Linked DNA regions of Homo sapiens: all the other regions are linked to region 1. A link is a loop called in an ENCODE intact Hi-C map of the cell type or tissue named here. Cell type or tissue: GM12878. All regions are shown on one strand.

Region 1 (4,000 bases):
TTGGTAGGTGGCCATGTGCTGCATAAAACATAGCAGACAGTTAATGTCAACTCAAACCATTCTAGCAAGACATTAACTTAGAGGAAACGCCAGGAAACTGAGAGGTTGGAAGAAAGAAGAGGTGTATTCCTATGGACAGCTAGCTGCGAGGTCATCCTAGTCTGTTGCTGGTACATTCTACTTCAACCTAGAGCTGACAGCGTAGAAAAGTATGACTCATCTCTAAATAAGATCCCTGGACAGACTCATGGAAGTTCTGCTGCTCCCCAGAGAAGATCACCTGGTGGTCATAGGTTTAAAGACCTTACGAGGCTGGCCCATGGGCCGAGATGCCATTGTGCAGGGCAGCAAGGCCCACTTAGGTAAGAATATACCACATGATTGGCCTCACTGTAGAGGCCATCCCTCGCTTGGAAGCCATCTGGAAGTAGATTTGAACTTCTAAGTGACATCTTAAACAGCCCAAGTCCCAGTGATCATTAAGATCCCTGTGACCAAAAGAAGAATCTCTCCTGATCACTTGTGCACTCCTCAGGGACCAGGCAGGAAACATGGGGGCTGGGCTGCTGCCTTGAAAGCAGCCTTTTGTTACCCCCTCACACTGGAGCAGCTGTAAGAAATGGGTGGCTGCTGGCTGAGTGCAGTGGCTCACACCTGCAATCACAGCACTTTGGGAGACTGAGGCAGGAGGATTGCTTGAGGCCAGGAGTTCAAGACCAGCCTGGGCAATAGAGTGAGACCCCATCTCTACAACAAAAATTAGCTGGGCATGGTGGCACACACCTGTAGTCCCACCTACTTAGGAGGATGAGACAGGAGGGTTGCTTGAGCCCAGGAGTTAAAGGCTGCAATAAGCCATACTCACACTACTGCACTCTAGCCTGGGTGACAGAGTAAGATCCAAGAAAAGAAAAGAAGACAAGAAAAGAAAAGAGAAAATAAAAGTGGCTGCCACCCCCCTGCTCACCATCAGCTTCTGGGGGAACCCAGTGAGGCACCCATCTGCTATGGGTATGAGAGAGAACATCAAGCATCTGGCTTTCCTGATCTTAATGTCTCTTCACATTAAGAATGAGGTGAGCTTCTGATTCTCTTGTCCTGCTCCTTCCACCATAGTCTCTATATGGGCTTTTATCTTCTAGAGAGGAGCACGCCCACCCCAGGACTGGTACCCAGCAGGTGTACCACCAATGTTGATGATACTGATGACTAGACTTGCAGCAGGAGGCAGGCACTATTATTATCTCCACTTCACAGATGAAGAAACTGAGGCCCTAATCCATCAAGTAACTTGCCAAAGCCCCTCTGCTAGTGAGCCCAGGTCTCTTAGGATGAAGGGAGGAACTGAGTGTGTCAGAAGCTCTTAAACAGCACTGCCCCCTCCCTGATTCCAGCAGTGTCAGTCTCCTGCCGCTGGGCTCCCACCTACTTGTGTTTGCAGTCTCACTTGTGGGTTCGAGGTCATAACTCTCTGTCGCTCCTCAAGTGCTCGTCACACCCACTGTTCCCTGGTTTCATTTGTACATTGGGGTTCCAACTGTCAGTCCCCAGCCGGCACACAGGTTTCACTTCCCTGAACCCTAATTCACTCATTTTTGAAATAGGGATCTATCTACCAGAGTGGGTGTGAGAAATAAGAAACGGGGTATAAATATAAAGCCTGCAGGAGCCCCACCATGACGCTGTTCACGCCTTAGTGAGCACTTCACAAACAAAAAGCACCGTGATGAGGTATTTGTGTCCTTTCATAACAATCTTCTCTCTCAACTCTGGCTGACATCAGAATCACCTCGAGCATTATTTGAAAAGGCGAATGCTCAAAGCCCCGCCCCAACCCTGCCAAATCAGAAACAACCAAGGTGGAGGTCCTGGAATCTGAATTTACTTTATAGTAAACAGCGCTACCTGTTAATGCAGGGATCAGGGCCAAGCTAACGTTCATCCCACAGGGAGGTTCTATAAGGGATTCCTGCCGAGAGTGGGAGGTAGGTTTAGAGGACCTGAAAGCTCCTCCACAAATAACAACCCCCTTATGTAGTTGGTTCTCGGTTGATAGCTCCCTGCTGCAAGCAGTGTGGTGATCAGTGTACAGAGAAATATTTTTTCCATCCTATTCCACACTGGTCGTGTCCCAAGCTCCACTCTCTGGCAGCCCAAGTAGGGGTAGATAGGCTCTGGGCACCAGACAAAAACTGTATTCCCTTTAGGGCTGCCTTTCCTCTGCGGAACATGAAGATCACTTTTAACAACCACAAAGTTTCATGAACCACCAGATGAAAGCCAATCGTGCTGGTAGTGTGGTAATGTCTGTTGACGAACAACATTCGTTTTTGGCTTTTTTTTTTCTTTTTTTTTTTTTTGAGACAGGGTCTTACTCTCTCACCCAGGCTGGAATGCAGTAGTGCAATCTTGATTCACTGCAACCTCCGTGTCCCAGGTTCAAGCGAATCTCGTGCCTCGGCCTACTGGGTAACTGGGATTACAGGCGCCTGCCACCACACCCAGCTATTTTTTGTATTTTTAGTAGAGATGGCGTTTCACCATGTTGGCCAGGCTGGTCTCAAACTCCTGACCTCAGGTGATCCACCCACCTCAGCCCCCCAGAGTGCTGGGATTACAAGCATGAGCCACCGTGCCCGGCCCAAACAACATTCTTAAACACACACACACACACACACACACACACACACACACACACACACACAAAACTCCTATGAATTCAAGACACTTCCAAACCAATTCCATATTTTATGAATCACAATAGCATCCACATGCATTTCAAAAATTGTAGCACATTATATATTCAATCTACAGGAAGATTTGGCACTTGGGGGTATTTAGACCCTTCACAATAACTTCCCTTGGGGTCCACTGCTCACAGATTGAGAACCAGCCTGCACCACCTGACAGAGTCAAAGGTCAGTGATGAGCTCACCTTACCCCCCACATTCCCCTTTCCAGTAAATCACCCAAAAACCCAACTGTGGAAGAGCATGTTTGAGATGAGCCACTGGTAAGTAACCGAAGGGCCAGAAACATAATCTGAGGCCAAGAAGGAAAGAGAAAATGGGTCTGAAAACAAACAAATGGATGAGAAGGAGAAAGCTGAGGTGTAAAGACCAGGCGGAAATCTATTTGGATAGCTCAGGTGGAAAGTTTTAAAAGTCTGGGCTAGCCACACAGTGGTGGGAATTGCAAGGCTGCTAATGGATAGAAGAGATCTTGGAGAACCAGCATATGATGACTCACTGATGTGAGAAAGAAGGAGGAGGTGAAGGAAGCCTGGAATTTCAGCTAAGATGTGAAGAATGGAGCCACACTCTGAGAACCTACATATAATAACAAGTTATATTTAGGGCCAGCTTGGAACTGCACTCTAAGAACCAAAGTTGGACACTCAAAAGTAGACCAGGACACTTGGCAAAGCAACAGTTATAAGGGACCAAAGGTCTGGAAGCAAAGGGTGCCTATTTTCCTTAAGAACGACTGTGATAAAATTTACAGATAAAGGCATAAGTCTAGAGCAAGTTATTTTCAATGTTCTGCTAAAAATTATATTTGCAGTTAAGGAGTCCTGAAATTATTTAAACTTCGGGTGCCTTGGTATGACATTCCAACAATGTGCCCAACCAGGAAGTGGGTGCTGTAGTGGTAATGTGGACTGCCGTAAAGCTCAGCTTCAGAGTCCATCTCTCCTGCAAAACTTTCCCAGGGCACATTGGGTTGGAACAACTTGTTTCTCATCTGAACTACTGAGCCCCAACCCTGCTCATTCTGATACTATTGGTCTGATGGGGGACACTATCAACTCCTTATTTTCTGTGTAATTCATCTTTAACCATAAAAGTTACACATGATTGTATTGGAACTATTATTACATCACAGATGTTGATTTGAACTCGTATTTAAGCTTCTTGTGACACTTGCTTCTTTCCTTCTGCCTTTCTTCCCATAGAAAAAAGTCCCCAGCACTAACTGATACCCACATACTGATTTCTTT
Region 2 (4,000 bases), 220 kb after region 1:
GTGGCACACGCTTGTAGTCCCAGCTACTTGGGAGGCTGAGGCAGGAGAATTGCTTGAACCCAGCAGGCAGAGGTTGCAGAGAGCCGAGACAGCTCCACTGCACTCCAGCCTGGGCAACAGAGCAAGACTCCGTCTAAAAAAATAAAAAACAAATTTAAAAAAATCAATTATGGGGTCTTTTTAACCCTTCTTACATCAAGATTTTAATAAATCAATGGCTAAGCTTTATTATTCCCACGAAAGCCTGTAAGACCAATCAAGAAATGATAGTGTTTTAATTTCGAGAATATAAATTCTAGGCCGGGCATGGTGCACATCTGTAATCCTAACACTTTGGGAGGCCGAGACGGGCAGATTGCTTGAGCCTAGGAGTTCAAGACCAGCCTGGGCAACATGGTGAAATCCCATCTCTGCAAAAAGTAACAAAAAATTAGCCGGTCATAGTGGCACATACCTGTAGTCCCAGCTACTCAGGAGGCTTCAGGTGGGAGGATCGATTAAGCCCAGAAGGCCGAGGTTGTGGTGAGCCAAGATTGCACCACTGCGCTCCAGCCTGAGCAACAGAGTGGGACCCTGTCTCAGAAATTAAAAAAAATAAAAATAGAATGTAAATTCTAGGTAAAGAATTCTATATATAAAATACAAACATACTTTTTTCTGTATATAGAATATAAACATACTTTTTTCAAGTCTGTTAATTATGGAAAAATTTCAAACACATACAAAAGGATGTGCAATAGTCTAATGAGCCCCCATGAACTCATCAACCAGTTTCAGTCCTTGTCAACCTGTGGCCAATTGTGTTTACCCATTTCCCTCATTCACTATTATTTTGAAGCAAATCCCAGCCATCATTTAATACATAAATACTCCAGCAAAAATAGACATTTTTTTCTTTTTCTTTTTCTTTTTTTTGAGACGAGTCTTGCTCTGTCGCCCAGGCTGGAGGGCAATGGCCGATCTTGGCTCGCTGCAGCCTTCACCTCTCAGGCCCAAACAATTCTCCTGCCTCAGCCTCCCGACCACACCCAAATAATTTTTGTAGTTTTAGTAGAGATGGGGTTTCACCATGTTGGCCAGACTGGTCTTAAACTCCCGACCTCAAGTGATCCTCCTCCCAAAGTGCTGGGATTACAGGTGTGAGCCACTGCACCCGGTCAAAAATAGACCTTTTAAATCTCAATAAAATATCATCTTCCATAGCAGAAATTCAGCTCAGTGCAGTAAACATTGTCCTGTACCTTCTATATATATAGGGTAGGCATTGTACTATAGAGATTATCAAAATGGGAAAGAAACTGGCACTCCCCTGAACATACAGTGTAATACTGATGGGGGAAGATAAGACAAATACTCATTAATTTGGTCTTCCTCAGTGATAACAAGAATTGTTAAAGGATTAAAAAGTCAGATTTTTGTAATGCTTCATAAAATGGGCATTTTATATTTCTAACCATATTAACTGATATGAATTATAAAGAAAATTTTTAATCCTTTGATGTTACTGTGGTTACAAAAACGAGATTGAAAAATGGTGTTAAATATTTTAAGTATTTAAATTTCATTCTTTAATAATTTGATAATGCTTTTCCTGGTGTATATACTGATTCAAAGATTGATTTTTGTATATTGCCACAGTGACCTCTTGTGGGGGAAACATTTATCTCATACATTTTATTAACTAAATCATTCTGCAAATAGGTTTCAGACTGAAATTCAAACAGTGAATAAACAGTTCCCATGTGAGCCATTCAAATTTTTGGAGCCAACTCTAAGACTAGAATATTGTGAAGCATTGGCTATGCTTAGGGAAGCTGGAGTCGAAATGGGAGATGAAGACGATCTGAGGTTTGTCTTTGTGGCTTTTTTTTTACTTTAAGTTCCAGGATCCATGTGCAGAACGTGCAGGTTTGTTACATAGGTATACATGTGCCATGGTGGTTTGCTGCACCTATTGACCCGTCCTCCAAGTTGTCTTTGTGATTTTTAAAACCTTGGTAATTTGGTTTAAGATAAGAAAAAATGAAAATATTAATAAATGATTTTTTTCACCTGATACACTTACATTTTATTAACTTTGGTATACAGTATGATGCTCTTTTATATAATGTGTGATCTGAAATAAAAGTGTTTACTATAGTTTGCCTAAGTTTTCATAATTTTGTTTATAAACACCATTTTCCATTATTTTCCCCTCATGTTTGTAACTCTTTAAAGAGTATAGAGAGTTTTGCCTGTGATTTTATCTTCTAATATGTTACTTCTCTTTCCAGATTAGTGGTATTAGAGAAGGTAGACAGCAGTCTAAATCCATCCCCACACAGGATCGGGGTATAAACTGTTAACATCCAAAAGTTATAAAAGTCAATATTGTTTATATAGTGTCATACATACTATATTATATATAGTATTTAGTATAGTATTATCTAAATTTAGATCATACGACTTATAATTTTGAAACAAATTATGTAGTTTAATAAAGATTGAGGCTGGGCATGGTGGCTCATGCCTGTAATCCCAGTACTTTGAGAAGCCAAGGTAGGAGGATCATATGAGCCAGGATTTCGGGACCAGCCTGGACAACACAGAGAGATGCTGTCTGTACAAAAAAATTTAAAATTTAGCTGAACATGGTGGCACACACCTGTAGTCCCAACTACTCCAGAGGCTGAGGCAATTGGATCACTTGTGCCCAGGAGTATCAAGGCTGTAGTAACCCATGATCATGCCACTGTACTCCAGCCTGGGTGACAGAGTGAAAGCCTGTCTGTAAAAAATAAATAAACAAAACATGTAAAGGTAATTTCTATCTACTTATATTTTATTCAAGACTTCCTTGAATGATTCCTTTAAACCATCACAATACATGTGTATTTAGGAGGGAAAGGAAATGATTATTGTCACTTTTTAGGGTTTCTCAAAAAACAATTCACCCAAAACCCTTTATTTTTGTTTAACAAAAAAAAATATATATATATGGCTTTAAATATTGCCTACATTGCTAGATGACATTTTAAGGCAAGATGAAAATCCTATAAGCTTAGGTAGTATTTTTTTAAGTATTTTAGAAATTGTTTTTACATAAGATAGAAGCTGAAGTAGCTACCTCTTGGCCATAGAAATGTAACGTGTTTATATAAACACTTTTAAAACCTTGGATAATACTAATTTTTATTTCATAAACCATTGATAAAGAGTACCAAAAAGGGAAGATTATTTCATGGCAAGACTAGCCCATATTAGTATAGCGAACTTTTATTATGTGTAATTGTAGGAAATTACTTCATCCATGATATTTCTGAATCAATGAATTGCTATATTCTGTTTATTGCTTTAATTAAATATTTGAGCAGCATCTACTAAGCACTGAGTCACTGTACCAAGGTATACTCATAAGTGATTTTCAGTAGTACTTGCCTTTTAAGAAAAGAGCAGAATAGACAACTGCGTGTTCTGGCCAAATTTTGTAATCCCTTGAGAAACTCAAATAGAAGAAGTTCCTTATTAATGTTTTTAAGTTGCCATTTGATCTTCAAACACTGATTTCACGTTTCTTTTTCAGCACACCAAATGAAAAGCTGTTGGGTCATTTGGTAAAGGAAAAGGTAGGACTCTTTATATGCTGGATTTCTTTTTCTAATTCTGAAATGTCTCTTGGGACTAAAAACAATTGCAGAGGGGTCTGAGCTTCCTAGAATGGTATGATTCTGGAATAAATAAAAACCGAAGAAGGACAACATTAAAAAAATTTTTTTCTTAGAAAATTGAGAAATATTCAGACAGCCTGCCTTTCTCCCAGATGATCTGATTAACTCAGTATTTAATATTTTTACGAAGTTGTTCTGAGGTGTCTCTAAAAGTGATACCTATGTCGGATTAGTTGGAAATGACCTCCAAGTTATTTGAAAATTATTTAGAAATGGTCTTCCCTGTGTACCCCTGCTGTCTCATGAGACTTCAAGATGAATGAGGTTCCTCTCTCCCTCTTATGTAATAGCTA
Region 3 (4,000 bases), 120 kb before region 1:
AGCAATGCTTTCCATGCCTGAGACATTTTCCTTCTTCCTTTCTATGAATCTGAATGCCACATTTCCCAAAGGCCTAATACAGTCTGACTTTTTTTAGGAAGTCTTTCCAGACCACCCCAGTCAGTAATTATCTTCCTCATCTCTAAGTTCTGATAACTCTTACAGATGGCACTGCAAAATTCAGCCCTTAATTCAATCAATATGTGCCTTCGAGGAGTTTATAGTCATGGTTTGGTATGGTTGGTATGTGATGCACACAAAGCAGAGACAGCTGCATGTAGAAGGGCAGGGGAGCATGGAGGCCCCAGTACAGCCAGGAGGCCCCTGGAGCTTCAGGCAGCAGGACATGGGTCTGGATCTGTAGTCAGAGGGGAGGTCAGGAAAGAGCTTGTACACCAGCAAAAGATTGGATCCTGTGGTTCTCAAACCCTTATTAGTCCTGGAGCTGTGTTTCAAGGAAATTCTGCAGAAGAACAGCAGGTGGGTTCCCTCCTCACCTCCCCACCTCCTAGATATCCCCTTGTGGGTGTCACACAACTAGGACTTTGAAACAGTTTGAAAACCATTGTCATAAGCCATTGAGCTTCTCAAAGGCAAAGACATAGGTTTTCTATAATTATTTTATGTGAACAAATCTCAACTCTCCAATAGATTTACAACTCTTAAAGGCAAGAAACCTGCCTCTTATGTTTTCGCATCCCCTAGAGCACCTTGTCATTCTGGTGATAGAGTATAATAAAGAGTTAAAACACAAGCTTGAGGAAAGGAGGCTACCCACAGTTGGGAATCATAGAAGACAGAATTTCCAAAGGGCTATTAATCGTTTCAAGATTGATTTAAACATCTAAGTGGTACATGAGGAATAGAAGTGAGGTGACTTCCAAGAACTTGGAAATGCAGTTAGTTGCTCTTGAAGATTTAGGTTGGCAAAACTCATGCACAATGGCTGAAGTTAGCTATTATACTAAATGAAAGAAAACCATAGCCTAAAAGAGTTTCTGTGAGTGTGTGCCCAAAGAATTTGGGAACAACTCAGATTCGTTTCAAGGTGACAGGATTGAAATGAAATTGGATTTAACCAATGGAGAACAAATCAGCTGTTTTGTATACGGCCTGGAGAAGTTCTGTAGAAACAGAGAGTGAGCACACAGAAAAAGTGAAAACGCAGGATCAGAGGTTGGCTGTGTTTACCCATGACTTCCAGGGGAAAGAGAGACAACTGGGTGGACAGAAGCCACAGCAGTAGGGGAGCGTACCCTCTGTGAGGGTCTAACCGAGACCTGCATCTGCCAAGGTTTATGGCTGCAAACTCAGCAACTGACTCTGGACTATTTCAAGAAAACAGTTGGGAATAGCGGGTAGGGGGATGCTCTGTTGGATGGAGTAGTATGGAAAACCACAGAGGATCAATACAGGGACTGGAAACCAGGTTCAGAATAGATGAAAACCTGAAGGTCTTTGTCACAGAAGCTATTGCTCAGCTTCACCTGGGTGCTCTCCCCAGCATAAATAAACTCCAACCATACTTCCAGCATTCAAGACACAAAGTTCTGGGAGAGAGTATGATGGGTTAAGCTGAGGTCACATGCCTACTTCTCAGAGGAAGGCTCTGTTAGGAGGAGCCTTCAACCTTTAACAGAGGAGGGTACATATTGCACCAACCAATCTCCCAAAGCCTGAACATGATGGGAGAGAGAAAGATCCCTAAAAGGGAACTGGGGTGCTCAGTGGGAAAAGTCACTGGGCAGTCAATATCCACAACACAGTCTGAGGAACTCCAGGGTTGTTCTCTGGCCTTTGTCCTGACCCTGTGCTCACCTGGCCACCTTTTCACTTCCAATCCACCGTCCCTGCACTGGGGCAGAGGCTTCTTCCCTGACAGCAGTTGTAAACCTTCCTTTCCAAAAGAAGGAAGATCCCTCACTGTAAGTTAGCAGGATTGTCAATCAGCTAGGACCATGTTTACCTCAAGGCAGAGCTCCTGAGTCAGGTCTTGAGATGCGTGAGGGTGAAAGCCAGCCTCTGACAGACAGCTGGCCTCACCCACGAGCTCCACCTGGCTGCAAGCCTCTCCACGCTGTGGCAGTGACAGGCCCCACACTGCCAGTCTGGATCCAGAAATCTGCCACGAGGTTGACTTTCTTTGGATATACTTTGTGAATTTCCACTTTCATCCATATGAAATTAAAAATCCACCTACAAATTTTTCATCACAAAATAAAGTGTGCCTTTTCCAATCATTCCTGGACCGTCTGTTGCTACTTGAGTGATTTGCCCATCGTGTAATGGAGACTGGTTCCCTGTTACATCACTAACCATAAGCTTGAGGAAGTCAGTCCTATAAATATGCTACTCAGGCACGAATAAACGGGTCAATGACAACAGGTGCTGAGACTTCAGAGTCAGATATACTAAGGCTGCCATGATAATATTTATCTTTTGGATCATATCTAGAGTGAAAGGCCTTTTAACAAACCCTTGATTCGGTTTCCTTATTTTTCAGATGAGGAAACTGAAGCCCAGAAAGGGGAAGTGACTTGCTCAAAATTATCTAGCTCATAAGTGGAAGAACTAAGAAAACCTGATCTCATCCATCCTTTCCATTACATCATTACACTGTCTTTAAAAATCAGAAATTTCATCAACTTTCCAAGTCTCTTAAAATTAGTGAGTGCTCTCATCACTGACCCTTTGTATCCAAACAGGAGATGCTGATGCTGCACTTGCTTCAATATGATACTCAGTGAAAAGCTAATAATTAGCAAACTCAAGAATTGTAGTGCCCTGATAATTCACATTTCTGGTAATCTACTGAAAAAAAAATGGGTGGGCAAGATCTTTTTTAGAAATACATTATTACAAACATTCCTAAGTTGTGTGTGTGTACACGTGTGTGTGTGTGCACGTGTGTGTCAAACAGAAAAAGTAATTTTCCACCGTAGTAAATATCATCAATGTCAGATGCAGCCTCTGAAGTGAGGGCCCTGTCAAATCACATTTCTGCTGCATCACCTTGAGCAAGTTCCTTAACTTATTTGAAGGTCAGTTTCCTCTTCTATGAAATAAATAACCTACCTCAACTTGTTGTTTTCATTAGATAATCCACAGAAAACATTTGGCACAGTGTTTGGCCAATAGCAAGCCCTTGAGTTTTTTAAGTTCTTAAGTTATATTAACATAATGAAACCTTTGGTGTTTGCTTTTTCACAAGGCCCTAAGAACACCTCCCTGATGTTTCAAGGCATAGCACTGGTTCTCAAACTTGGCTTGTTTCGAATCACCTGGGGAGTTTTAAAAAGTGCAGGTGCCAAGGATACACTCCTGAAGATTCTGGCTCAATTAGTTTAAGGTGTACTTGGGACTTTCCCCCATTGTATAAAGCTCCCAGGGGACCTTGTATGCAGTAAAGTTTGAGAACCAGTGATCTACAAAACTGAACCTATAACCAGAGAACAGGCAAGACAAGGACCATCAAGCATTCAAGCTTACAGTCACCGCAACATCACTCCATCTCCCTACCTCATTAAGATCACACTGAGAAAGAACCTGTAGCTGCAGGTTCTTCCCCTGTCCCAGAGATCTCGAGTCTTCTCTTTCCAAAATATTTCAGATAAAAGAGGCCAGGCACAGCAGCTCATGTCTGTAATCTCAGCACTTTGGGAAGCCAAGGCAGGAGGATCTCTTGAGGTCAGGAGTTTGAGACCAGCCTGAGCAACGTGATGACACCCTGTCTCTACTAAAAAATGTAAAAATTAGCTGAGCATGGTGGTGCATGCCTGTAGTCCCAGCTACTCAGCAGGCTGAAGTGGGAGGACGACTTGAGTCCAGGAGTTCAAGGTTACATGGAGCTATGGTCATGCCACTATGTTCTAGCCTGTGTGACAGAGCGAGACCCTGTCTCAAAGAAAAAAAAGAAAGAGACAGAGAGATTAGCCTAAAATTGAACTAACTCCAGACCTTACCTGGTAGGTGATTTTGGAGTGGGGGGAGGGAGGTGGAG
Region 4 (4,000 bases), 110 kb before region 1:
CTCAGCCTCCTGAGTAGCTGGGACTACAGGTGCCCGCCACCAAGCCTGACTAATTTTTTTTTTTTTTGTATTTTTAGTAGAGACAGGGTTTTACCGTGTTAGCCAGGATGGTCTCAATCTCCTGACCTCATGATCCACCCACCTCAGCCTCCCAAAGTGCTGGGATTACAGGTGTGAGCCACCGCGCCTGGCCAGTTTGGTTTCTTTTGTCAACTAAAAATGAAATGCAGGCCTTCTAAACTGACGCTGGATGTGGAAGCCCACTGACAGGTGGGTTCCTTCCCTCTCCCCATCTAAAACCTCCCATCCATCCATGATGCCTGTCCTTCCAACCTCATGAGGTGGCTTTGGAGAAGAAATGAGGTCATTTAAAGCATTACAACAAAACAAGGGAGTTTTTGTTTGGTTTGGGATTTGGTTGGTTTTTCCCTTGTTTTAAGTCATGACACTGAGCAGTATTGCCTCTCTTTCAATGGGTAAGGTAAGCACTTAATTCTGTAGTTCTAACTGAGGAATATGAAGGCCTGAGCTGGGATGTTGCTGAGCATGTGTGTCTCACATGTATGTGTGTGCACGTGCACACACACACACACTCTTACACAATTAGCCAGACAGACTTCCAACATGCCCCTCCATCATCACCCAGGTAAGACAAGTGAAGGGAGAATTCAGAGACAAGAGATTTTCCTTGCTCTTGTGACCCTATTGGCAGAAACACTGGAGGCCTAGACATTTCCACAGCTCCAGTGGTCCCACTGCTTGAGGTGAAAGTAGGAGAGAAGAGGAGAGGAGATTTGGCCTTCACCTCCCATGCCCCTGGGAAGTAGGGCAGTCAGAGGCAGCTCATCTGGAAACTGAGCCTTTGTGAAGTCCAGCTACAGCCTTGGAGATGCTGGTGGAACATACCCACAGCCATGCTCTGATTCTTCACAGCTGCCACAGCTAACCATTGCTTTTGCTCAGTGAAGACCTCACATGGAGAAGGAGCAGAATGTCAAGCCTCAAGTGTTTGTTTCTTTTTTTTTTTTTTTGAGACAGAGTCTCGCTCTGTCGCCCAGGCTGGAGTGCAGTGGAGCGATCTCAGCTCACTGCAACCTCTGCCTCCGGGGTTCACGCCATTCTCCTGTCTCAGCCTCCCGAGTAGCTGGGATTACAGGCACCCACCACCATGCCTGGCCAATTTTTGTATAGTAGAGATGGGGTTTCACCATGTTGGCCAAGCTGGTCTTAAAATCCTGACCTCAGGTGATCCGCCCACCTTGGCCTCCCAAAGTGCTCAGATTACAGGCGTGAGCTACCATGCCCAGCCTGTTTCGATGTTTTTTATAGATTCCCCCCGCCACACCCACAAGCTGCCATTGCCTTTAGGTAGGACAAATGTCCTCTCTTCTCACTTATCTTAGACAATTCCTTAAATCCATCCCTCTACTTTGACTAAAATATAAGCTAAGTCTGGAAAAGCTCAGGCCAGGAAGCTGTGTAAGTGATATCATAAATGTTCTACTCATGGATATAAATGTCTTAGGGCTTTGTCCCCTTCCAGCAAAAGTCAGGCCATTCTGTGGAAAGAAAGGTTAAATGAAGTGAAAATTAGTGACTAAAATGTTCCTCTTTCTTTAGTGAGAAAAAGCAAATCTGCATTTAGCAGCTTTTCTGCTGTCCCAACTCCAGGTATTTAACTGGAGCTAACCACTTTTGAAGTGAAGAGAAAAAGGGAGAGAAGTGAACCCAAGGATGGGAAAGGAGACAGGGCGAGACACCAGAAGGATGGCTGAGCCTGTTATGCCCAAAGCACCCTCATTCTAGAGCTGCATCTACGGGACTGGTAGTTCTCCTTAAGAGAGAGAGAACCACCGTTGAATTATTTGTAGGGACAGGGCAGAGATCACCCACTCCCACCACATCCACACAAGGGGGAGAAAGTCCCAATGTCTGAAAAACAAAAACTTATAAATAGGGAAGTGTCTGAGGCTAAGAAAACCAGCAGACACCTGACAATTTTCCTTACGCAAATCTCAACTAGTATACCAAAACAAGTGACTAAAGCTGGCATCACTTATGAAGAAGTTGACCTCTGTTTTCTACAGTCAGATGACTAGAGTCAGAGTCTTAAAAAACAGGAAGTGCCAGATGTAGTATCAAATGACCCAGACAGTGAAAAGTAAGGCAGAAAACTAAATTGGAAGACAGGAAGTCACAATCACACCACAAACAATACAGATATTTGTCTGAGATATGCTTGGCGGGGTGCCTTATCACGGCCAGAAAATGGAGGAGCACGGCCGAGATGTTTAGCAGAGGCCAGGCCACCAGCAAGGGCCAAACTGACACCCTCCTGGAAACCTCTTCTCTGCAGCTGAGAAAAACTTCAGGGCTTATATTGCTGGATGAAAGTGCCATTTGCAGGCTTAAGGCCAAATACCATTACTAAGCCCTGGGATTTAGCTCCTGAAAGAAAATCTCTGGCCCTCCCCCACCCCACCTCCTCCTTGCCCATCGTAAGAGTAGTGGCCCTCTAGTGTTTCTGGCAATGATTCCTCCTCCAGGTAACAGCATGTTCACCTTGCCCACCCCTCCCCTACTCTCAGTCTCCACTCAGCTGATTTGAGTTGGCCCATGATGCTGACAGCAAACCCCTGGTCATACTGACTGATTCAGGAGTTACCCTTTTGGAGCCCACAAACATGACTCCTGAGATTCTGCTGGAACTATTGGGAAATATAAGCTGTTCATCAACTGGAATTACTAATCTGGTAGCACAAAATCTTAACAGCTGCCAGAAGCTACCATGTGGACAGAACCTGCTGGGGAATTAAAACCAACACAAAGGAAAGCAGCACAATTAACACAGAGAAAAAAAAGAGACTTTGTCTTTAGGATTTGATTCCAAACTCCTGGATCCATCTTTACCTGAAGCTAGGCCACACTGCTGGATGTTTCAGCAGTGAGTCCAATCATCTCTTCTGATGGTTTCAGCTGGGAATCTGTTCAAAGAGTTATAATACAGTAAGCAAAGGGTCTAGTTTCTGGTCTTTATGAGGTATTCAGCAGGACCCTCTCTCCTCTTCATTTGTACTGATTGTCTGCAACTATATTCACCATGAGCCTTAAGCGAAACTTCTTTGTCTCTCTGAATCTTTTCTCCTCTGGGATAAAGAGGTTCAACCAGAACAGGACTCTAAGGTCCTATGCTGAAATGATGATTCCAGAACTTCGTGATATTCTCCTGAAATGTTTCAGATCCATTAAAGCTCAGAATACACTCAACTTTACATTCCAGTGAATGATTTCTATACCTTTTCTATATAGCCCAGAGGGTCAGTATTTGCCTGGACACTTTTTCAATATTACAGAAAACAAGTAAGAAAAATATAAGTTATCTGGAAAATATTGGTTGAGGAAAGTTCTTCAACTAAACATTACCTATGACTCTCTTCTCTAAAATCGAGGTGGCCAAAAGCCACAGGTATCGGAGATGTAAAAGTACTGCCCGTTTCTGCCACCCAAGATTTCTGTGGTCCCTGGGTAGGTGGTAGACTGCTAGTACCACAGACAATATGTGAAGGCACAGTCCTCAGGAAAATACAAGTTCCTTTAAAAAAATTTTTTTGAGACTGTGTCTTGCTCTGTCACCCAGGCTGGAGTGCAGTGGTGGGATCACAGCACTGCAACCTCAAAGTTCCTAAATTTAATTGTACACCTTTTTGATGAACTTTTTATTATCCAAAATTATTTAGGCTGTAAGTGACAAAAACACCAGCTCAAAATGGTTCAGACAAAAAAGCTTATTAATTTGGCTTGTGTAATTTTTTAAACGATCCACATTCAGGTACCCAGGTGCTCAAACACTGTCTTCAGGAACATGTCTCTCTCCCTCTGCCTCTTGGTTTTACTTTATTCTCTGGGCAAGCTCTTCTTATTTATTCATGTAGATAATCTACCAGCAGCTCCAACTTTATACCCTACCAAGTTAGCAGCCCCAGAGGAAAGCAAGCACCTC
Region 5 (4,000 bases), 200 kb before region 1:
ACTCTTTCTGACTACAACATCCAGAAAGAGTCAACCCTGCACCTGGTCCTGCACCTGAGGGGTGGCTGTTAATTCTCCAGTCTTGCATTCGCAGTGCCCAGTGATGGCATTACTCTGCCGTATAGCCATTTGCCCCAACTTAAGTTTAGAAATTACAAGTTTCAGTAATAGCTGAACCTGTTCAAAATGCTAATAAAGGTTTTGTTGCATGGTTAAAAAAGAAAAGGAAAGAAACAGCTCAGTGTTGCAGGAAAGGCCTGGATCATTATTTCAAAAACTCCATTTCTCAGACTGCTTGTCCTTGAATAAACAATATCTCAATAAAATAATGTAAGGAGAAATTGTATACTATGGCCCCATCTTGGAGCTCCATAATGCACTCCAGTTTACGAAAGGCTCTGAGAGGAGCTACACCAGAGAAACCTGCTGAACCAAACACTTCCCAAATGGGTGGGACCAGTGGATTTCCCTGCCCCACTTTTTAAAAATTTCCCCCGTAAAACACCAATGAATACCTTATAGGACATGAGCCCTCCTCTGAATACACGTTGAAGAAAGCTGACCTTGGTCAATCGCCCTGATCAAAGGTAACACCTAAAAGCGTTATATATATTCTCTCTCTCTCTTTCCTTCTTCACCTTCTCCCTCTTTCTTTTATTCAATCTCCCTCCCTCCTTTCTTCCTCTGTCTTTCCTGTCTTTTCTTCATCTGGAAATTTTCTTTCATTTCTCTCTTCTTCTCCCTCACCTTCTCGAGCAATGTGCTAAGACTGCAATGCACTGGGACTTCCAGGGGTCACCTGGAAACTCCTTGGGCCTAAGAGCCAAGGTTCCACCATAGCTGCAGCTGAACTGGTTTGCCCTCATCCCAGGAGCCATCCAGAGATTCCTATCTCAGCAATTTGCAAATGGTACTAAGGCCTCTGCACTGTTCTCAACAATGGCCCAATTAACTGCCAGTTGCATTTCAACAGCCGGAAGGTTAATTGGCTCACATGACAAGGATGGAGAGTAACCTGCACCCCATTAAATTGGTGTGCTCTCAGTACCATTCCACTGCGCTTTCTGCCCGTTTTCACATGTTCACGAAGCGTCCAAGAGACAAGTAAAAGACCCAGGCTTAAAGAAGAGGAATGGCTTCTCATTAGCGGTCCCATCTAGAAGCCTGCATTTTCTCCCTGTTCTCTGCCTCCCTCCCAGAGGCAAACGCAGGAAGTCATCACACCATTTCTGTGTGATGCTCTGCACTTTTGTCATTTAATGGATTCACATTGTTCTAATTTTTTGGTGTCTGGTCATCTGTGGAAATACTTGCTTTTTATTTCTGAAAAGCTTTGGCTGAGAGGTTTTTTGGTTTGTTCTTTTATAACACACACACACATTTATAGTCTCTAAGACTTCTCAGATAATTACTAGACCGCCGACTCTAACACACTGTTTCATCATATTCAAACTGACTGCCCGGATAGAAATCCATATTCTCTCTCTTATTAAGAACCGATTTCCCTTGAGTAATATCTGCCCTGCTATTTTACTCTAGGTAATATTGATCTTCCCACTCTCCTCCAAAGCGCCTTGCAGAGTGCCAATAATGTTGTAAAAGAAACCTTTTATTAATGAACTCCCCACAGCTTAATTTTGTTTAGATAAGTTAAAAAAAAAAAAAGACAGGAGAAAGGGTGCAACAGTTGACAAACTTTTATTTGCACCAAAAGTCTGGCCACCTGTGGAGTAGTTTATAGGGAGTCGGGGGTGTGGAGTGAGTGGGTGGCACTACTATAAACAAAGCTTCAACCAGCTGCCTGAGAGCTCTGAGTCACACAGAGCAAGCAGGATGTCCCACTAAGATACAGATTGTTTGATTACACCCAGAGACAACAGCACCAAGCCCAGCAGGGACTGACACATCAGGGCCAATCTCTTCACTCACTGTCCCAGCGATGCAGAGGGGCCCCCACCAAGAAAACCCAGGAAGCATTGAGAGTGGCTGTGGGCTGACGCGTCCTGTATGTTTGACGTAAACAGGAGTGTATTTTTTCCCAAGATCAGCCTCTATACAAAGAGATTAAATCAGTCCTATACAGAGGAACTGGTTTTCTCATGCCGACCCATGTTTGCGAATGCTGTCGAAAGTTCTTCAGAATGAAGCTAATCAAAGTGAAAGTGATGACAGGACAGATCGTATTCGAAATCCCAGTGACCTGACCACAGGAGGAGCCCCACCACCGAAACCCTGCAAGGAGGTCAGCAGCAAGACCAGGGCAGGTGCCTGGCAGAGGCCTCCGCATCTGCTGCAACCTGGGCCCTCCCAGCCTCAGCAAAAGGGACTTTGTGGCCACAGCTGCAGTTTATTTCACATTCTATAATGATAGCAACTAGGCAGAAGTGACTGTGGACTGAGCAGAACCATCTTCAAATTTGTTTTTATCCTGGCATAACAGATTTAAGTTAACCAGCTATTGATTAAGTAGAGAACATAAGATAGTTAAACCCACTCTGTGTTCTCCCTCAATATCTACCCCTTTAGTCTGTTATTATGCCAGAAATTCTCTCAACTGGGAACAATGTAATGTTATGATTTTTAAAGCCAATAACACTCTGGTTTACATTAGTTTACCTGAATGTTTGGTTGGATGGATGGATGGATAGATGGATGGGAGGATGGATGGATGTGTCAACCTATAATAAAATATTATAAAATAATCTAAAGAGTCAGAACCACCCATTTGTGAAAAACAAAATTTAAAAGCTGTTGGAATCCAAACTTTCTCTGTTTTTTGTTTGTTTGTTTGTTTGTTTGTTTGTTTGTTTTTGAGAAGGAGTTTCGCTCTTGTCACCCAGGATGGAGTGCAATGGCTTGATCTCGGCTCACTGCAACCTCCGCTTCCCAGGTTCAGGTGATTCTCCTGCCTCAGCCTCCCGAGTAGCTGGGATCATAGGCACCTGCCACCACGCCTGGCTAATTTTTTGTATTTTTAGTAGAAACGGAGATTCGCTATGTTGGTCAGGCTGACCTCAGGTGATCCACCTGCCTGAGCCTCCCAAAATGCTGGGATTACAGGCTTGAGCCACCATGCCCAGCCGGAACCCCAACTTTCAAAGAGTTTATTCAAGTGCAGTTTGAGGATGGCCTACCCGGAAACACCAATTCCAAAGAAATGGAGTCAGAGTTTAAAATACAGAAGTTAAGGTTTCATTTATATAGACAGAGACAGAGGAGTTTTTAGCAGGATTACAGCATTTTTCATAAAGTTGTCACATAGTTACAGCAACTTGATTGGTTATAGGCAGTTTCTTTTTGTAAAGGGTGCATTTGTCACCTTTTACAGAGGGTGTAATAGTCATGGGCTGTCTGTCATCTGGTCTAAGCAAAGCAACACAACACAGGGGAAGTTAGTCTGTAACAATGGTCATTAATTTAGAAGGCAGGAGGTTTTTGTCCTTGAGGTCATTTAATTGCCTCTAGCCATGATAGAGAACAAGAAAAATAAGAAAAATAGTTAATCTATAATCTGAGAAACAAAAATAGCAACTCTATGTGACTCAAATCACACTCACATCTCTCAAAGTGTTTTTTGGGTTCCAACAGCTTTTAAATTTTATTTCTCACAAATGGACGGTTGGATGGGTAGATGACAGGATAGATGGGTGGATAGAGGAATGAAGAATGAGAGAAGAGAAGGTAGGCTTAGACTCCAGAAAATGTAGAACAAGAAAGTAGAGCATGAGATCCTGCCAAACAGGACACATTTTGGAGGAATGCGGAGAATGGCTAAGAGATGAAAATCCGGGGAGTGGGGGACAAAAATGAATATCTTCTTCTCAGTTTTAAGGAAGTATCTTTTATAGTCAAGACTTTTGCTGCTTGTAGAGTCTTACACTATCAACTGTATCATTTCATTCAGCCATTCATTCAACTACTACACTAATTCCTTCCCTTCTCCAACTCATGGAATGTAAAGGAAAAGGACCCAGAGGGAATATTTTCTGGTTAAAGGTGT
Region 6 (4,000 bases), 76 kb after region 1:
GGGTGCTTTAAGAGGGGATTAGGCCATGAGGGCTCTGCCCTCCTGAATGAATTAGTGCCATTGTCATGGGAGTAGGTTCCTTATAAAAGGAGAAGTTCAGCTCTATTTTGCACATCTTCCTCTTTCTTTCTCTCTCTATCCTTCCCTCCCTCACTGCCTCCCTCTCTTTGCCCTTTCACCATGGATAATGCAGCAAGAAGGCCCTTACCGGATGCCAGCCCCTCAATAATGGAATTTTCAGCCCCTAGAACCAAAAGCCAATAAATATCTATTCATTATGAATCACCCAATCTGTGGTATTTCTTTTGTAGCTGTACAAAACAGACTAAATCAGTCATCTAATTAGTCGATAAGCATTTGGTAGGACCCACTGGACTCATTGCTAGTTACAGATTTGCCAGCACGGTAGAGCTATTCCTACAGTCTTGCAACTCAGGGGACCTTATTCCTCTACAGAAACCAAGTTCTAGTTGCATGTTGACCCAAGTCAGCATCAGGTAGATGGCCAGCTGGGCTAACAAGTCATCTGACAAGCTCTTATACAATCAACACATTGCCTCCTACTTGCCTTCCCATCTCCGAGGCAACAGGGGTAGACCTGAAACTGGCTGCCAAGTGCCCCCACTGTCAGCCTCTGCCCTTTTGTGACATTTTCCTCATCTCCACCTTTGTCTCACTCCCTCAATGCTTCTACCCACACTTATCCACTGCTGTCCCTAGTGTTGACACTCATACTGATCAAGGCCACCCTTGAAATTTCATTTTTACTAGATTTTGTGTCTGCTGTGACACTGGGGCGCAGATATATCACCCTCAGAAGACCTGTGAATAGTCGCTACAAAGTGTGCTGGCTGAGATGAAAGGAAAAATGGAGTTAGCATTTACCGAAACTGGTCAGGCTGAAGTGGAAATCCCCAAAGAGACAGATGCAAAACATTCTACTGTTTCTAGAAGGGATGAAGAGATCTGTGGAACCAAAGTGGGGGTAGGGAGCAGGAATATAGTGTAAAGTTAGCTATATGGTGAGAGGAAAATGAGCTGAAGGCTACATTTCTTTAGATGAAAAATAAAATTTTTCAAACATGCAGAATAGCAAAGGAAATAATCTAATAGTGCCCAGATTAAATAAATGTTAGTATTATGCCTTTTTGCTCTCTTTTATTTTAAAAAATAAGATGTTACAGATCTAATTGAAGCTCCCTTGTAATCCTTCTGATTTCATTCCCCCCACCACCCCCTGCCAAGTGCAGATCACTTTCAAATAGAATGAGAGCTACTGAGTCATCATATTGGGATTATTTTTTATAGACTTTCATTGGTTTTTGCTTCACATCAAATATTAAAAAGCTTTGTTAAACAACTACCAATTGGTTAAAAAAAAACGGTTTAAAATAAAGCAAATTCTATTTCTTATATACCACACCGTGCTCAAATGAACCAAACCTGGTTTATGTAACACTTCTTAGAAAAGGTGACTCATTTTACAACCGAAAAGAAATGGAGCTTTAGCATGTCTTCTCCTACATATCACCCGTTATGCCTCGGAAAAGAATCTGCCCCTCTGGGACCCATTTCTGAAATTTACCACTTACAACACACACTTCACATGTGGTCTGTGTCACTTCTGTAGCTAACTAGCATCTTGTCCTAAGAACATTTCTCAGTGTATAAGTCAGCAGGGGTTGGTCTAAGCACTTTGTGTATATTAACTCATTTAATCTTTACAACAACCTAGTGAGGTGGATACAGTTACTATACCCATTTTATAGATGAGAAAACTCATCTGCAGAACTTACTGGTCATTGTATTTTTGTGAAGGAATCATGTGGCTGCCAAGAGTTCTTGTGTGCAGAGTAAACTGTAGCCCTTCCTATTTTATGTTATTGCACTATGTTAATTACTGGGTCTTTAAATAGCCTGAGACTTCTAACCATCCAGGCATTGTGTTAATGCTTGGCTGTATTGTAGCTACTTCCTTGACTTTCTTCAAATACAGAGTTTTCATTTCTTCATAGAGAACACACTAGAAAATTAATGTTTCATAAGGTCTAGATCGCCCATTTTTCACAAAGAAGTATGTTAGTTACTCACCTTTTTGAGCCGAAGGAGGGGCTGGGGCTCTAGAGAAGGTATTTACCCACTGGCACTCAGCAGCAGCAGGACACAAGTCATATGGATGCAGCGGGAGAGGAAGGAAGGATGGTGTCCCTTCAGCCATGGCGCCTCTCTGTCCTCTCCCTTTCATTCTACCTCTGGCCATCCTTCCCTCCCCAACTGGCCTGGCCAACCCATAATCATTCTTCATGGCTCAGATTAACCCCACATCTCCAGGGAAGCCCTCCTGGGCAATTATAGCCCACATTGGTTCTTCATCACATTGGCCTTAATGCTGTGTAATTATTTCATTTCCTTCCTTCTTCTTCTATTTTTTTTTTTTCTTTTTTTTTTTTTTTTGAGATGGGGTTGTACTCTGTCACTCAGGCTGGAATGCAGTGGTACAATCATGGCTTACTGCAGCCTTGACCTCCTAGGCTTAAGCAATCCTCTTGCCTCAGCCTCCCAAGTAGCTGGGACTACTATGTGTGCCACCATACCCAGCTAATTTTTAAATATTTTTTATAGAGACTCTGTGATCTTCCTATGTTGCCTCAGCTGGTCTCGAACTCCTGGACTCAAGTGATCTTCCCACTTCAGCCTCCCAAAGTGTTGAGATTATAGGCATGAACCACTGTGCCTGGCCTTTCTTTCTTCTTTTCTTCTTTTCTCCCTTTCTTCCTTTCTTCTTTCCTTCTCTCCTTTCTTTCTTTCCTTCTATTTTTCTCTTCCTTTCTTTCCTTTTTTCTTTTTCTTTTTTTCCTTTCTTTCAGTGACTGGCCAATGAACGCCTAAAGGTTAGAGATAATATCTTATACTTATGTATACCTAGTAACCACCACCACAAAAATCACTGGGGTGCTGGTTATTTCCTGTTTTAAGGCTATGGAGGGGAGCATGTGGAGGGGACTGGATGTAGAAAGAGAGGTTATCATCATGGTGCCCTACCCAACCCACCCAGAAGAGGAAGACGGTGTTGCTTTGGAACTGTATGGCTACTCAGCCTTCTTCCAGCCACAGGCGGGGCAATACTCCTTCCTTCCACTCCAAGCAAGAAATAATATGGACATGTAAGGGATCTTCAAATGCCTTCTTGTGCTGGTTTACAGGTGGCTCAGCAGGACCTGCCATTAGATTCCTACCTGATAATAGGAATTAAGCATAAGACAAAGGTAGCAGAGTGAGGGGGTTAATAACATGGACTCTGGAGCCAAATTTACTGAGATCAAATCCCAGCTCTACCACTTACTAGCTGGGTGACCTTGAGCAAGCTGCATAACCTCTCTTTGTCTCTGTTTCTTAATCTGGAAGCCCAGGGTAACCATGAAAGCACCTATCCCATAAAGTTGTCATCAACTTTAAATGTGTTCGTAGTCACAAAGCACTTAGAGCAGTATCTCATACAAAGGGGGACTTTACAAGTGTTTGCTATTATTATTCATGTCCCCCTTCTTCTAGTGTTTTCTTTTTTACTAAAATGGAGCTTTCATTCAGATGGCTTATCTTATAGCTTTGCACACCTAGGCCTCCTAGTGTACATGAATGATTTTTGCAAAAGCCATCAGCAGAAAAGCCTTTCAGCCTAGCATGGTGGAAGAGGTCTGGCAGACCTGAGTTCAAATGCCAGTGTTACTCCCCAGCGTTGCTGAGTCTCAGTAGTCTCAATTTCTTTATCTGTTAAATGAAGCTAATAATGCTTTCTTCATATTAACATTGAAACAGTTAGAAATAATGCTGGATATAATCACTTGTTGGCACACAGTAGGCACTCAATTAATGTAGCAACTTTCACCATCCCTGTCATCATCATGAGTTGAGTTTCTCTCAGGTGTCATAAAGTACTTAGCACACAGCTAGAACTTATTTACAAAAGATAGCTATTACTTACAAGCTTGAGGTTCATAAG
Region 7 (4,000 bases), 200 kb after region 1:
AATAGCTTTTTTGTGTTTATGTTTGTTTTTGTTTCTGTTTTTGTTTTTTTGAGACAGGGTCTCACTGTCACCCAGGCTGGAGTGCAGTGGTGCGATCTTGGCTCACTGCAACCTCTGCCTCCCAGGTTCAAGTGATCCTTGTGCCTCAGCCACCCAAGTAGCTGGGATTTTAGGCACGTGCCACCATGCCTGGCTAATTTTTGTGTTTTTTGTAGAGACGGGGTTTCACCATGTTGCTTAGCCTGGTCTCGAACTCCTGGGTTCAAGTGATTAACCCACCACAGCCTCCCTAAGTGCTGAGATTATAGGTGTCAGCCACAGCACCAACCCCTAACCATAGCTTTTTTGACATAGCTAGACCGTAAGCCAGTGCCTACACCCCAGTCATTACTTATTACATTGGTAGGCATCTTAAAATTTACAAATAATTTTTATATATGTTACCTTATTTGACTGTTCTAACAACCATAGAGGTAGGCAAAAAATATTATTATCCCCATTTTAAACAAATCATCAAGGTGAAAAAACCTGTATCATCTTGTTTGATTTCAGCAAGTAGTTTCAATTAAAGATGTATGCAAACATTGCTTCATGCTTAAGTCAACTGTAGATTGTTTTTTAAGAAAAAGATGCAGATTTTGTGTGCTTTCTACTATTTTTGGTAATCTCTCACTTACAGATTTATGTGATCAGTTTGGCTGAACCCCGTCTGCCCCTGCAGCTGGATGATGCTGTTCGGCCTGAGGCAGAAGGAGAAGAGGTAAAAATTATACTTATGAAATATTATGCTTCCGCTGTATATTTAGTTTGCAAAACATTGAAAACCTGATGTACTAAGGGTGTCTGTGAATTGATTTTGAGCTCCATTGTTATTTAAACTTACTCTTAAAATCAGCAATTCTCAAACCTTTTGGTATCGAGTTGCCTTTTACATTATTAAAAATAATTAAGAACCCTACAAGCTTTTGTTTTTATTGGTATATATATCAATATTTACAGTATTGGGAATTAAAACATTTTTAAATATTTATTACTTTATTAAAAATTATATATACATTGCATACATGTTTGCATATGTAGTATTATGTAAATAATGAAGCTAATAACATTTTATGAAAAAATTACAGTTGTCCAAAGCAAAAAATAATTATTGTTAAGAGTGACATTGTATTTAGCAGTCCATTGCCTTAACCACTCAGCTCCCTCATCCTTCGGATGACATTCTGTTTATATAACCACAATTCTTTGTGATTTCTGGCTTAATAGACAACTAGATTCTCATATTGCCTCTGCATTCATTCTATTGTGATAATACACATCATAGAATCTTTAGCAGACTGCTCAGTATACTCATGAAGAGTGAAAAACAAAAAGTATTATTATGAAAAAGTAAGTTTGACTTCATCAACTTCTGGAAAGTCTCAGGGACCTTCACTGCTCCCCAGACCACATTTTCAGAACCACTACTCTATGTCAGCTTTTATCTGTTCCTTCAACCTTGGGCTAGCAGGTTAAATCCAGGAATCAATGAAGAAGTGGGTGGTTAATTTTTCTTATATCCCAATAATGAGGCAAGGCTTTGAGGGGTGGAGGAGGGAAAGAACCATTAATATCTGTTCATTCTTTGTCTTCTTTCCATCTCTCTTTTAACGCTAACTTCTCTCTGGCCGCACTTTGTGTTTCTACCATTATCTGATTTTCGGGCATAATATTAACGTACACACATCCTACTCAATTAAAAGTAAACATGGCTTCTAAAAGTATTTTTTGTGCTCTTCAAAATATTAGTAAAATTTATTTTTTTCTTTTCTTTTTTTTTTTTTTTAGGAAGGAAGAGCTACTGTTAACCAGGATACAAGATTAGACAACAGAGTCATTGATCTTAGGGTATGCCTCATTTATTTATTAAGTGAAGCAATTATGCCGCATTAGAGAGGGGCAGGGATACCATACCTGTCTCAGGCTTATAAAGCTAAATGGTATTTGCCTGACTGTAAGTATGATAATACAGGAAACAATTTCCTTTTCTGACTGACCCTTCCCCTAAAAAGAATTGCAGGCAACAGGAGCGGTTAAATACTAGTTAACAGGATATTGACTTTCTTTGTTTTAAAATGACAAATGAATTTGAAGCCAGTAAATGATCTTGCTTCCAGGTGATATCTTTTTTAGACAAGTTATTCAGCAAGTAGAAACATAACCTTTAATATCACTACAAAGTTATGAAAAAAATTACATGCACATTTGAGATCAACCAGGTGGAGATGAGTAATTAATGCTTCAATCCTTTGAATTTGATTGGAGCACCAAATTAAAAATATAGAAGCAGTTGGCTCTGGTGGTTTATGCAGTAGTCTCATGGGTCTTCTGTTTCCCTTTCTGGTTTGGTTGCAAGTGAAAGAGAGTTTAGTGGTTTCATCATTGTTGTAGTAAAACCATTGCATCTTTCTTAATATTTTGACCACATCTTCCTTTTTTACTTAAATATTCTACTCAAGCTCAAATTTTTTGTCACCTTAAGAGTTCTTCTTGGCTATTCTACCATCATGTGAGTCTACCCTTATTATATACTCATGTTATTCCTAATTATTTGCTTTTTGTCTTCTACCTTTTCCATTTTAATTTGTATATGAAAAGCAAGCAGTAATCCAAAGTCCTCTTGATACTACCTAGAAACCTCAGGTTTTTCATGTATGTTGGCCACAGGAGTGAGACATCATTCTTTATTTATTTGCCCTTGCTAGTTGTTCACACAAGTTATTATTGGTTTGTGCCTCTAGAATTTGACCTGAGGAGTTTTTGGGTTTTGGGTTGTATTGTTTTGTTTAAATTCATTGCCACCATTGAAAAATGGGTTTTCACATTAAAATCTGGATGGCACTTCTTAAAAAGAGGAGAATCTGGAACATGAGCTAGCATGCTAGATAGGACATATACAGGATTCTTACACTGTCTTTTGCTTTGCCCTGCACCACCCAGCAAATATCATTCATTTCATTCATTCATGTTATTTGGCCCTTGCAAGCGTTCACATGCTTAACTCTTACTTTGACTTTACATTTTGGGAGATGTTGTGTACATTAGTAACTTTAAGTTTTTAAGCACCTTCGTTTCCTTCTAAACTACTGTCTTGGTTTGGTGCAGTGTCTCACACCTGTAATCCCAACACTTTGGGAGCCTGAGGTGGGAAGAATGCTTGAGCACACGAGTTTAAAACCAGCCTGGGCAACATGGCAAGACCCCTGTCTCCTTAAAAAATTTAAAAATTAGCCAAGTATGATGGCATGCATCTGTGGTCCCAGCTACTCAGGAGGCTGAAGCAGGAGGATTGCTTGAGCCCAGGAGGTTGAGTCTGCAGTGAGCTATGTTTGTACCACTGCACTCCAGTCTGGGCAACAGAGCAAGATCCTGTCTCAACAAATAAAAAATAAACTACTATCTAATTTAGTCCCCAACTAGCTCTTTCATAGACTCTCAGCAAAGTCAAGGGCTAAAGAATTTGGAAATAAAAGGCAAAATTGCCATTCTTCTTCTATAATACAAACGTTCTAAGATATATCCTCCGTCAGGTTCTAGTGTAGCCTGACTTTTTTCTCGTATATGAATGGTTTTCTCTCTGAACTTTACAGGCAGGTGCCCTGATTAAAAATACTTCACCTTCCAGCCCCCAAGAAGGTTAAAGCAATTTTCATTCCTAGAAAAGTGAATTAAAATGTCTTTGGCACCCTTTTCATACATAGCACTCACATAACTCATATTCCAGATTGGCACGGCAAATTAGCTTCATCCTCATAGGTTAGCAGGTTGTTAGGAGGGTTTTCTCAGAATCTATTCAGGAGAGTTCCCTTTAGATCAGAATTGTCCCCTTTATTTCACCTCACTCTTAGGTACAGGTGAAGGTTGTCCTAGGAGTAAATGTTAGTCTTCCCTCTTGAGAATCATTGTTTAAGTACTTTTCCCAAATACAAATGGATTCGTTGGTTCAAAATTAGTCTATTTC

Evidence for each region. Peaks named below come from ENCODE experiments on the same cell type or tissue, not always from the same donor. Only the 100,000 strongest peaks of a DNase experiment are listed, where the experiment ranks them.
Region 2: it touches region 1 in a loop (4-fold over the local background); 9 of 110 quality-filtered maps call a loop at or near these places.
Region 3: a loop joins it to region 1, with 2.8 times the contacts of the local background. A loop is called at or near these places in 5 of 110 quality-filtered maps.
Region 4: it touches region 1 in a loop (2.5-fold over the local background); 14 of 110 quality-filtered maps call a loop at or near these places.
Region 5: a loop joins it to region 1, with 5 times the contacts of the local background. A loop is called at or near these places in 10 of 110 quality-filtered maps.
Region 6: it touches region 1 in a loop (6-fold over the local background); 4 of 110 quality-filtered maps call a loop at or near these places.
Region 7: a loop joins it to region 1, with 2.8 times the contacts of the local background. A loop is called at or near these places in 3 of 110 quality-filtered maps.

What each region holds. Positions count from the first base shown.
Region 1 is chr2:136,129,966-136,133,965 of GRCh38, reverse strand. No RefSeq gene overlaps it. Among named protein-coding and RNA genes, the nearest start is that of CXCR4, 14 kb to the right of the region's middle. In GM12878, no CTCF peak of the experiment used is centred here; a DNase peak (open chromatin) is centred at 1,595; H3K4me3 peaks cover 990 bases; H3K27ac peaks cover 359 bases.
Region 2 is chr2:135,914,074-135,918,073 of GRCh38, reverse strand. DARS1 (aspartyl-tRNA synthetase 1) reads left to right here. Exons shown (of 16, transcript NM_001349.4): 11 at 1,702-1,848; 12 at 3,563-3,605. Among named protein-coding and RNA genes, the nearest start is that of MCM6, 40 kb to the right of the region's middle. In GM12878, a CTCF peak has its summit at 1,646 (motif pointing left); a DNase peak (open chromatin) is centred at 1,661.
Region 3 is chr2:136,254,317-136,258,316 of GRCh38, reverse strand. No RefSeq gene overlaps it. Among named protein-coding and RNA genes, the nearest start is that of CXCR4, 140 kb to the right of the region's middle. In GM12878, a CTCF peak has its summit at 2,069; a DNase peak (open chromatin) is centred at 3,414.
Region 4 is chr2:136,237,070-136,241,069 of GRCh38, reverse strand. No RefSeq gene overlaps it. Among named protein-coding and RNA genes, the nearest start is that of CXCR4, 120 kb to the right of the region's middle. RefSeq lists an enhancer at 1,832-1,901. In GM12878, no CTCF peak of the experiment used is centred here; a DNase peak (open chromatin) is centred at 2,029; H3K27ac peaks cover 321 bases.
Region 5 is chr2:136,325,513-136,329,512 of GRCh38, reverse strand. It overlaps the pseudogene UBBP1. Among named protein-coding and RNA genes, the nearest start is that of CXCR4, 210 kb to the right of the region's middle. RefSeq lists an enhancer at 2,066-2,195. In GM12878, no CTCF peak of the experiment used is centred here; DNase peaks (open chromatin) are centred at 2,182 and 3,387; H3K4me3 peaks cover 817 bases.
Region 6 is chr2:136,054,028-136,058,027 of GRCh38, reverse strand. No RefSeq gene overlaps it. Among named protein-coding and RNA genes, the nearest start is that of CXCR4, 62 kb to the left of the region's middle. In GM12878, no CTCF peak of the experiment used is centred here; DNase peaks (open chromatin) are centred at 458, 827 and 1,567; H3K4me3 peaks cover 833 bases; H3K27ac peaks cover 1,972 bases.
Region 7 is chr2:135,930,670-135,934,669 of GRCh38, reverse strand. It overlaps DARS1 (aspartyl-tRNA synthetase 1), which reads left to right. Exons shown (of 16, transcript NM_001349.4): 6 at 680-760; 7 at 1,828-1,887. LOC124906078 (a long non-coding RNA gene) reads left to right here and starts at 1,892. Exons shown (of 2, transcript XR_007087246.1): 1 at 1,892-4,000. In GM12878, no CTCF peak of the experiment used is centred here; a DNase peak (open chromatin) is centred at 2,363.